2 separate regions of the Homo sapiens genome follow, and region 2 is linked to region 1. Evidence: read pairs that join two places in POLR2A ChIA-PET (ENCODE). Cell type or tissue: PC-3. All regions are shown on one strand. Each heading gives the region's core, and the rest is flanking DNA. Links, peaks and the distances in the headings are about the cores only. Region 1 overlaps HSF2 (heat shock transcription factor 2). Region 2 overlaps PKIB (cAMP-dependent protein kinase inhibitor beta).

Region 1 (4,405 bases), core at 256-4,255:
AATAAGCTGGTGTGATCTCTTTGGAAGATAATTCACACTATCTTGAGGTTAGACATTTCATATCCTATATCCCAGCAAGTCACATGAGTGTACAGACCTTAGAGAAACTCTTGCTTATATACACCAGGAGAGATATACAAGAATATTCCTAACAGCATGTGACACAGTTGATCTCTTTCCTGAGCCATTTTCTTTCATTAACTTCTGTGGGTTCACTCCCTTGATTTTCCTTCTTTTTCACTGTTCCGTCTCAGCCTCCTTTGCTGGCTTTTGTCTTCATACTCTCTAAATGTTGGAATAATACATCTTTTGGTTCCTTCTATCTTCACAGAAGATGATTTCATTAAGTCTCCTGGCTTTACCAGTTACAAGGTCTAAACTCCACCCTGAATGCCAAAGTCTTATACTCAACCACCTATTCAACATTTCCACTTGGACATTTTGGAGTGTGGAAGTCAGTCAAGCTGTTCAAAAATACTCCTGTTTTTTTTTCTAGCACTGCACTTCCTCATCCCTTTTGAAATTAGGTGTGGCCATATGACTAGGCATGGTCAAATTTAAGAAAAATTAAACAATTTTCAAGTTGTTTCAAATACTACTAGAGATCCATTTTTAATCTCAAAGTTAATATGCCAAAAAGAATCTCTAACATCTTTCCTCAGCAAATGGATTTATCCTGTAGTTCAAACCAAATTTATGAATCATTTTTAATTGTCGTTCCTCCAACCATAGCCAATTTATCAATTTATCAGCAAATCCTGCAGCTTTGCCTTCAAAGATTTCAAAGCTACATCTCAATACCTTGACTGCTGCTACCTTAGTCTCAGCCATCAATATTTTCAATACCATACAGGAAAACTGTGATAGTCTTCTAACTGGTCCCCTCATTTCCAATCTTCTTACTATAGATCTAGGGCCCTATACCATCTGCTCCTGCCTACCTCCCTACTCTCACTCTCCTAATTCCCTAAAGATATTCTAATCACATGGGCCTTCCTGCTTCCTTGAACAGCCACATTCAAGGCCTTACCTTTTGTCATTCCCCTTTGGCCCATCTTTTCTAATCATTTAGATCTCTCCTCAAACATCGTCTCCTTGGAGAGGCTTTCCTCATCACCTTACCTAAAATATTCACAAATCCTAGTCTGTTTATGGGCCAGTTATCAATTTATTGCTCCAAATTCATTCTTCATTGTCTGCTCTACAAGCATAGAGCTTGGTTCCTTAAATAAATATCTTTCTTTTTCTAGGTGCCATGATGTTAAGTTCTGTCAGCAGGGGATAAAAGAGAGATATTACAAGAAAAAGGAGCTCTTGTTCCTGACTCATGTATCCTTGGCAAGCTTCTGCAGTGGAGGCAGCTTCTCCAGTGCCTAGCTCTTGATATTAATGGTGGTCAGCAACACTCAAAGACCATCAGCTTTCACTGGTGCTTCCTCTCCCTTGGGAGGTTTCAAAGCAGAGTATCTCTAACAAGATATCTCCCCATAAACAGTTTTTTAGAGTACTCCAGAACAGGGATTTATAAACTTTTTCTTAAAGGGACAAATAGTAAATTAGGCTTGCAGATTATAACATCATAACTCTACCTTTGTAGTGAGAAAGCAGATACAGACAATATGTAAATAGATTGGGCATAGCTGTGTTCTATTTAAACTTTTTTTTATAAAACAGCTGGCAAAAGGACTACAGTTTGCCAACCCGTGACCTAGAGGGCATATTTCCCACCAAGTTTTGAAGGATGCATTTCCAGTAAGTTCCACCAGAGCAACACCAGTGACTGCTCTGCTACTGAGTCATGGCCATATTCCTTCCAATAAGGTAAGAATCTTAGCCTTGGCAAAAAAGGTTCTTACTTGGGCACTCTATCTCAGCCCTATCAGTAGTGGCTGCTTCTTAAAACTATTCTTGTATTCTTTTAATTTTCTTTAATTTCCCTGATATAGTCAGTAACTCTATTAAACTTACCCTCTTGAAAATACCTGTGGCTTCTGACTTATGATTGCATCTTAACCGACACACAGTTTATCTTGGTGTTTTTTAAAGGCATTTATCACTAACTGAAATTATATTGATTGTGTTTTGCTTGCTTTTACTTTTTTTTTTTTTTTTTTTAAGAGACAGGGGTCTCAGTATGTTGCCCAAGCTAGCCTCAAACTCCTGGGCTCAAGCAATCCTCCCAACTCAGCCTCCCCAGTACCCAGAACTACGACATGCACCACCATACCCAGCTTGTATTTGCTTACTATTTATTGATATCCACCACTCAATGTAAGCTCCATAAAGGTAGGCACTTTGGTTCACTACTGAATGAATTCCTGATACCTAGCACAATATTAGGTCATAACAGATTCATAACAAATACCTGTGACTGACTAAATTAATCTTTGGCCAAATAAACTGAATTTTTAGAATTTCAACTATTTGATTATATAAAATAGGGAGATGACAATAATCTCTTGCTATACCTGTGCTCACTCTCTCTCACATACACTCCTTATTCATTCATATCACTCTATCTCTGCTTATTGTATTCCCTCAGTCTCTATTCTAAAATTAGTAAATAACTTCTTTGAGTGCAAAAATTCACCTTCCTGTCTTTTAAACCTGTGAGGTTCAAGCAATACAACACAGAATCTCCCTAAGTATTTTACAAGGATGAGAAAACTACTACTGAGTGAGGTGGGAAAGATAGGCACCTTCTCCTTAAACCTTACCCACAAATGTTGGCAAGAGTCCAAAGAGTAGAAACAGTCGTTACTCTCCAAATTAATTTTGGCACTCTTGTTAGAACACTCAAAATATTCCTAATAATCTAATACTTCAGCCACATTACTTTAAAACATTTTTCGGAACAGAAATTTGTGGCTTGCTAATCTATAATTTTTAATATGCACCAGCTACTCTTTTAGAGTCTTTAGCTCATTCTTTCTCTTATATATACAAATAAAAATACTTGAAAATCAATCTTTCAACTTTTCTGCAGGTCCATCTAAGTTGGATTTTACCCCCATCCTCCCACACTTGTAGTCTTTCTTATTTTCACTTTGAAATACTAATATAATGCAATGGTTGCTGGGATGTTCAAAACAATACTAGCACTTTGTGAAGTCCAAGGGCCTACTGCTCAAATTCATCCAAAACAGCTAGAAAACAATGGAAAAATTCTGTTTTTGCTCTCTCTCCCTCCTACCTATTTCCTAATTCATCTCTGCTGACATGAGGGGGATAGAGAAGCAGAGAATGCCAAAGGGCACAAAAAGGGGGGAAAGCTGGGTATGAAGTCTTTGGTGGAAATCACTTCATTTTCTCAAACAATCTGAAGAACAGAGACAAAGGTAACAACACTGACAAAAGGATGACCTTCCAGTTCTTTCCTTCTTTTATACTGCTTCACTTCAGCATACGTTGGTTGTAACATTTCATTAACTCGTAAAGGCTGTTTTTTACTATATAACTTCATTTAACCTCTACGGCCTTGTCTCTGAATATCAAGTTTCACCAGTTGCTTCCAAGCTAATATGTGCCCTCTCTTTAGGACACTTAAGATTTAAAACAGTTTTAGGTCGTCTGACAGTACAATCTCTGTACTTGATTCTGACAACAGACTACCAAAGCCAAGAACAGTTATATAAAATTTTACATTTAAAGGAAATGTTAAAAAAAATGAAAACTTTTCATTTTTGTTTTTCAGAAGAGTAAGGAGAAAATGGAAATATGTAAAACATACTTTCTTTTCTTTCTGTTTTTTGTTGTTGTTGTTTTGAGACAGGATTTCGTTCTGTTGTTCAGGCTGGCTTGCAGTAGTGTGATCTCAGCTCATTGCAACCTCTGCCTCATGGGCTCAAGCCATCTCCCCTCTTCAGCCTCCTGAGTAGCTGGGACTAAAGATGCACGCCACCATACCTGGCTACTTTCTGTATTTTTTTGTAGAGACAGGGTTTCACCATGTTGCCCAGGCTGGTCTCAAACTCCTGGGCTCAAGCAACCTGCCCATCTTGGCCTCCCAAAGTGCTGGGATTACAGGCATGAGCCACCACGCCTAGCCACATTATGCTTTCTTAAAGACTGTCTGGAATTAAGGCATTTCTATTATTTTAGAGTCAATAACATATTTAAGTATAATTTCAATTGTTCAGATTATTATATTCTTGTATTTAATGGTGAGAGGTATTATTTCCCTTTTCAATTTTGTCATATTGCAAATTTCGAGGAAAATTAAAGTTATGTACGTCTCCAGAGATATTATCTAGAGATATTACCAACTGCGTTTTCCAAAACGCAATTGGTAAGAGTTTTTTTTCCCTTGCCTTACACTCAAGGTAGAGAAATAAATTATTTTCCACCATTGAAAAAAAAAACTGCACAAAAGCTTGTCTGGTTCCCAAAACAACTGCTTCTTCTA
Region 2 (4,405 bases), core at 1-4,000, 250 kb before region 1:
GTGGCAGGAGAATCTTTTGAACCCTGGGGGTGGAGGTTGCAATGGGCTGAGATCATGCCACTTCACTCCAGCCTGGGCAAAGCCTGGGCAAAAGAGTTAAATTCTGTCTCAAAAACAAATGAACAAACAAACAAAAAATCTCTGAATATTAACTGAAATGCAGGAGAGAAAACATGAAGGCCAAAAGTAATTTAAGTTTCTAATTATATTAGGAGAATGAACCAAAAAGTGACCTAACATGAGTCATATTTTTCTCCTACAAGAAAAAAATCTGAAGTATTAAGATACATTTCTCTTTCTAACACTAAAATTGTGAAATAGTATGAAGTTAAAAAAATAGAAATCTAGTGTAATATATTCAGACAGGTTATGAGTAAATCAGTACAGAAAAATATAACAACTGATGACTGGGAATAAGGCTTACCTCTGTTTTTGAAAGTTGAGGATAGAACACCAAAATGTAGGTTTACATTCTTAAAATCTGCAATCGCATAATAATATTGACCGATATTTATGGTCCTACTTAGCCTTGGTTAAGAACCCTGTACATAGCAGACCTTCAATAAATGCCCATTATTAATACAAACAATATTCTAGAGGTAAATAGCAACTTGTGTGAGTTTACCTTTAGCATGTAAGATATGGAGTCACAGTTAAAGGACTGGAAGAAATGGCAGGAAGGACAACTCTCATCTCCACTCAAAATCCTATTTGTTCCCATATTTTTGTGTTCAGGAAATGGAGGGTTGGCAGCAAGGAAAATACACTTTGCATCTATCCTGTACTATGCACTTTACACAAACATGATCTTATTCCAACAGAATGCTCTGAATTATCTACATTGTCTTTATGAGGAAATCAGCTAACCTCCTAAGAAGAATCCAAACCCTGGTCTGACTCCAAACCCTAAATTCTTCACACTTCATCTTATTGACAGAGCAGAACATAAAGATAGGGCTTAAGAAAGACTAGACGAGGCAATGGAAACTATCAGGTTGGCTTCAAGCACTAACATTATCTGGCCTAAAATAAAATAGAGGTGCATATCTTGCTGACCATAATTGGAGACGGGGAAAGGCAGCCAGTGAAAGAGGGAACTGTTGATTGTTAGGATGCCCCCACCCTGCCTTTTTTGTTTGTTCGTTTTGAGACAGAGTCTCTCTCTGTTGCTCAGGCTGGAGTGTAATGGCGCGATCTCCGCTAACTGCAACCTCCGCCTCTCAGGTTCAAGCCATTCTCCTGCCTCAGCCTTCCGAGTAGTTGGGACTACAGTGCGTCACCATGCCCAGCTAATTTTTGTACTTTTAGTAGAGACAGGGTTTCACCATGTTGGCCAGGCTGGTCTGGAACTCCTGACCTCAAATGATCCGCCCGCCTCGACCTCCCAAAGTGCTGGGATTACAGGCGGGAGCCACTGCGCCTGGCCAGGAAGCCCCTTAACTCCAATTTTTTTTTTTTTTTCAAATAATCCCTTCAAGTTACATTAAAGAAAATGCATTGAGTTTAATAGAGAGAATAAAGTACATGTTTCGGAGTCAAATTCCCCCCACCTCATCCCGCCCCACCAGGTTTGAATGATAAAACATCAGAAAACCTGCTCTAGAGGTTCTTCATAAAAATCTCTCTCACAGCTGTAGATTGGCACCTGCAATCCTGTCGGAGCAATTTATGTCTTTCCTCTTGGTCGCCAGAACACATGCAAGAGAGGAGAACAGCCCAACACACACCATTATTCCACATAAGCAAATCACAAGAGCTTGGGTGGAGATGCTAGTCACCTGGAAAAACAATCCAGGAAGCCCTTTCACCTTGCTTGATGATGACTAATCAAATGTTCACCCAGGAATGTGCTCCTTTCACTCAGCCAAGAGATCACTCTAGTCATGTATCAACCTCATTATTTTCTTTTTAGTACATTTTAAACATTTTAAGTAATAGACTGAGAAAGCTCAGCTATCCAGGGACCAGTTTTCTGGAACTTTCCAATCCTAGAATTCTTCCTGACTAGCCAAACAAAACCAAACTCCAAACCTATTAGCAGAATTAGCCCCTGCACAGGCAGCAATACATGAGTACAATTGAAAAGGGTCCTGGACCCAAAGATCAGGATGACCCCACTCTGTTATGGATGTGTCAATTCAAAGAGGTTAATAACAATAGACCACAGGCAATTTTCTGAAGAATGAACAAAAATCTGTTGAGAAAAGACCACCTCAATTAAATCTTAGTGGGGGATGGGGAACCGGGGGAAGAGCCAAATCATGCTACCAAGGAGCATTTTGTGGCCGCAATATTTCATTCTATGTTTTAAAGAAAAAGAGATTATTACCTACAACTTCTTCAAGAAACCAAGTTCTAGAGCCTGTGCGGATAATTAGCTTCAATCTTTGTGGACACAGCACCTACATCTGCCTACATGTGGGATGACTCTGAGTCATCCAGAGCAAAGTTAAACTACTGTTTAGTTAGGCCATAGGCCCCAGTTGTTCAATCAAACATTAATCTAGGTGGTGTGGTAAAGGAATTTTGTAGATATATGTAACATCTATAATCAGTTGATTTAAGTAAAGGAGATTATCATCAATAATCTGGGTGGGTTTGACTCAATCATCAAAAGAACAGATGAGTGCTTTCCCTGATGAAGAAAACATGCAGCTTAAGTTTCCTCCAAGGAATTCCCAGCTTGCAGATTGCCCTAAAGATTTTGGACTTGCCCAGCCAGCCTCCATAATCACATAAATCAATTCTTTTCAATAAATCTCTCTCTCTCCACACACACACACACACACACACACACACACACACACACACAAACCAACATATATGCACACAACATATATATATAGGTATGTATATACATACATGTACATTCTCCATAAATTGCACCTAAAGTTATGTCAGAGCAATTTCTGTTTTTCTGGTGGAGCCCTGACTGACCCATACAGATTTCTGCCCTAAGAGTGGTTCCATAAGAATAGAATTTTTAAGGATAAGCTTTATGAATTGGTTTGGTTCTGTTATTCTTGGAATATGTTCTCTAATGTGATTAAATTTAAAGGTATTAAAGACAATTCTCAGTTGTGAAGAGGGTACTGGTAGTCTATGGCATGATGTGGCAATGGAGAAACACAAATATCACCACTGAGTACTCATAATCAAATATTTGTAAAAGGCAAGGTTTTAGGTGACCATATATTTCATGCCTTAGAGCATTTTAGCCAAACTAAAGAGTATGATGAAATTGGCAGGTTGCTGCCAACTGTACTATGGAAAATGGAAAGAAAAAGATAAACTCAGGGCTTGAAATTTCCTGTTCAAGCTCTGTATAAATAACCTGAATACTTCTGTGTCTGCCCAAAAGCAAATCCTTATCTCCTATAACCACAGGGCTAAGATTTCAAAACCAGACTCTCACACTGTGTGTTGCTGAATTACAACACAAAATGAATTTCTCCTGTTAAAGTAGGAGGATTGATTGAGAACAAATGGGATCTTGAAAATTAGAATGGGGACATATGGGAAATCCCACTCAAACTTGTGACATCAAATCTCTAAATTCTGATGAGTTTATTTGCCAATAGAAAAATCTTTTCACCCCTGTCTGAGGTTAACTCTGCGTTGCCTAAAGAACCAGTAATGGCTGCTCCTGAGGTAGGTGTCTTGCAAGACCCTGTTGATTCTCCTCAGAACTTATCCCTGACACCCCTCTTTGCTTCTAGACTTATAACAAGACTCAAGTACCAGCAGGCCCTAAAGATTAAGGTACAAAGTGTAGTCCACAAGGAAGTGTGCTACATACCAAACGAATTGCATGAGTTTTCCAATTTATACAATCTGGGGAATACGTAAATGAATATTAAGTATGTGGGATAATTGTGGAAGGAACATAAACTTGAATCACATAAATCATTTCCTATCAAGTGCATTCCTAGAGGGATTATAGGGATTAGTGCCACCATCAAGGACTTGAAGGATGCAGGGGTAATGATTCCCACCACATCTTGTTTCACTCGTCTATTTGGCTTGTGTAGGGCCTTCCACCATAGTAAAATTCCCATAAAGTTGAATTAGGATGAATTTATTGATATCATCCCACTAAGCAGAGATTCTGGATTCAGTATTTTAGCTCAAAGGGTTAGAAAAGGCTCTAACAGTTTGGTTCGTTGGCTGAAACATGGACTACAAGGCGGTCTACATTAAATGAAATCAAATGCCAGAATTAACTGCCTTGCTACACTGAAGAGGAAGTTATCCAAAGGCTAGAGAGGGAGATCGAAATAGTAGAATAAATTTATCATGTAAGACCTGCTCACATACCCCAGGAGAGTCCTTAGGACACACATTTCATCATGATGGTGAGAAATAAATTTGTGAGGGGGGCCCCAGCACCCTTAAAGAGCTCTGT

Evidence for each region. ChIA-PET counts read pairs that join two places held together with the same protein. Peaks named below come from ENCODE experiments on the same cell type or tissue, not always from the same donor. Only the 100,000 strongest peaks of a DNase experiment are listed, where the experiment ranks them.
Region 2: POLR2A ChIA-PET joins it to region 1 with 5 read pairs; 2 of 35 experiments call an interaction of 5 or more read pairs at or near these places.

What each region holds. Positions count from the first base shown.
Region 1 is chr6:122,402,967-122,407,371 of GRCh38, reverse strand. All of the region lies in intron 1 of HSF2 (heat shock transcription factor 2), which reads right to left. Among named protein-coding and RNA genes, the nearest start is that of HSF2, 5.5 kb to the right of the region's middle. In PC-3, for the core only: a CTCF peak has its summit at 1,741; no DNase peak of the experiment used is centred there.
Region 2 is chr6:122,650,700-122,655,104 of GRCh38, reverse strand. The region is part of intron 2 of PKIB (cAMP-dependent protein kinase inhibitor beta); the gene reads right to left. Among named protein-coding and RNA genes, the nearest start is that of PKIB, 42 kb to the right of the region's middle. In PC-3, for the core only: no CTCF peak of the experiment used is centred there; DNase peaks (open chromatin) are centred at 1,794 and 2,444; H3K4me3 peaks cover 1,213 bases; H3K27ac peaks cover 3,469 bases.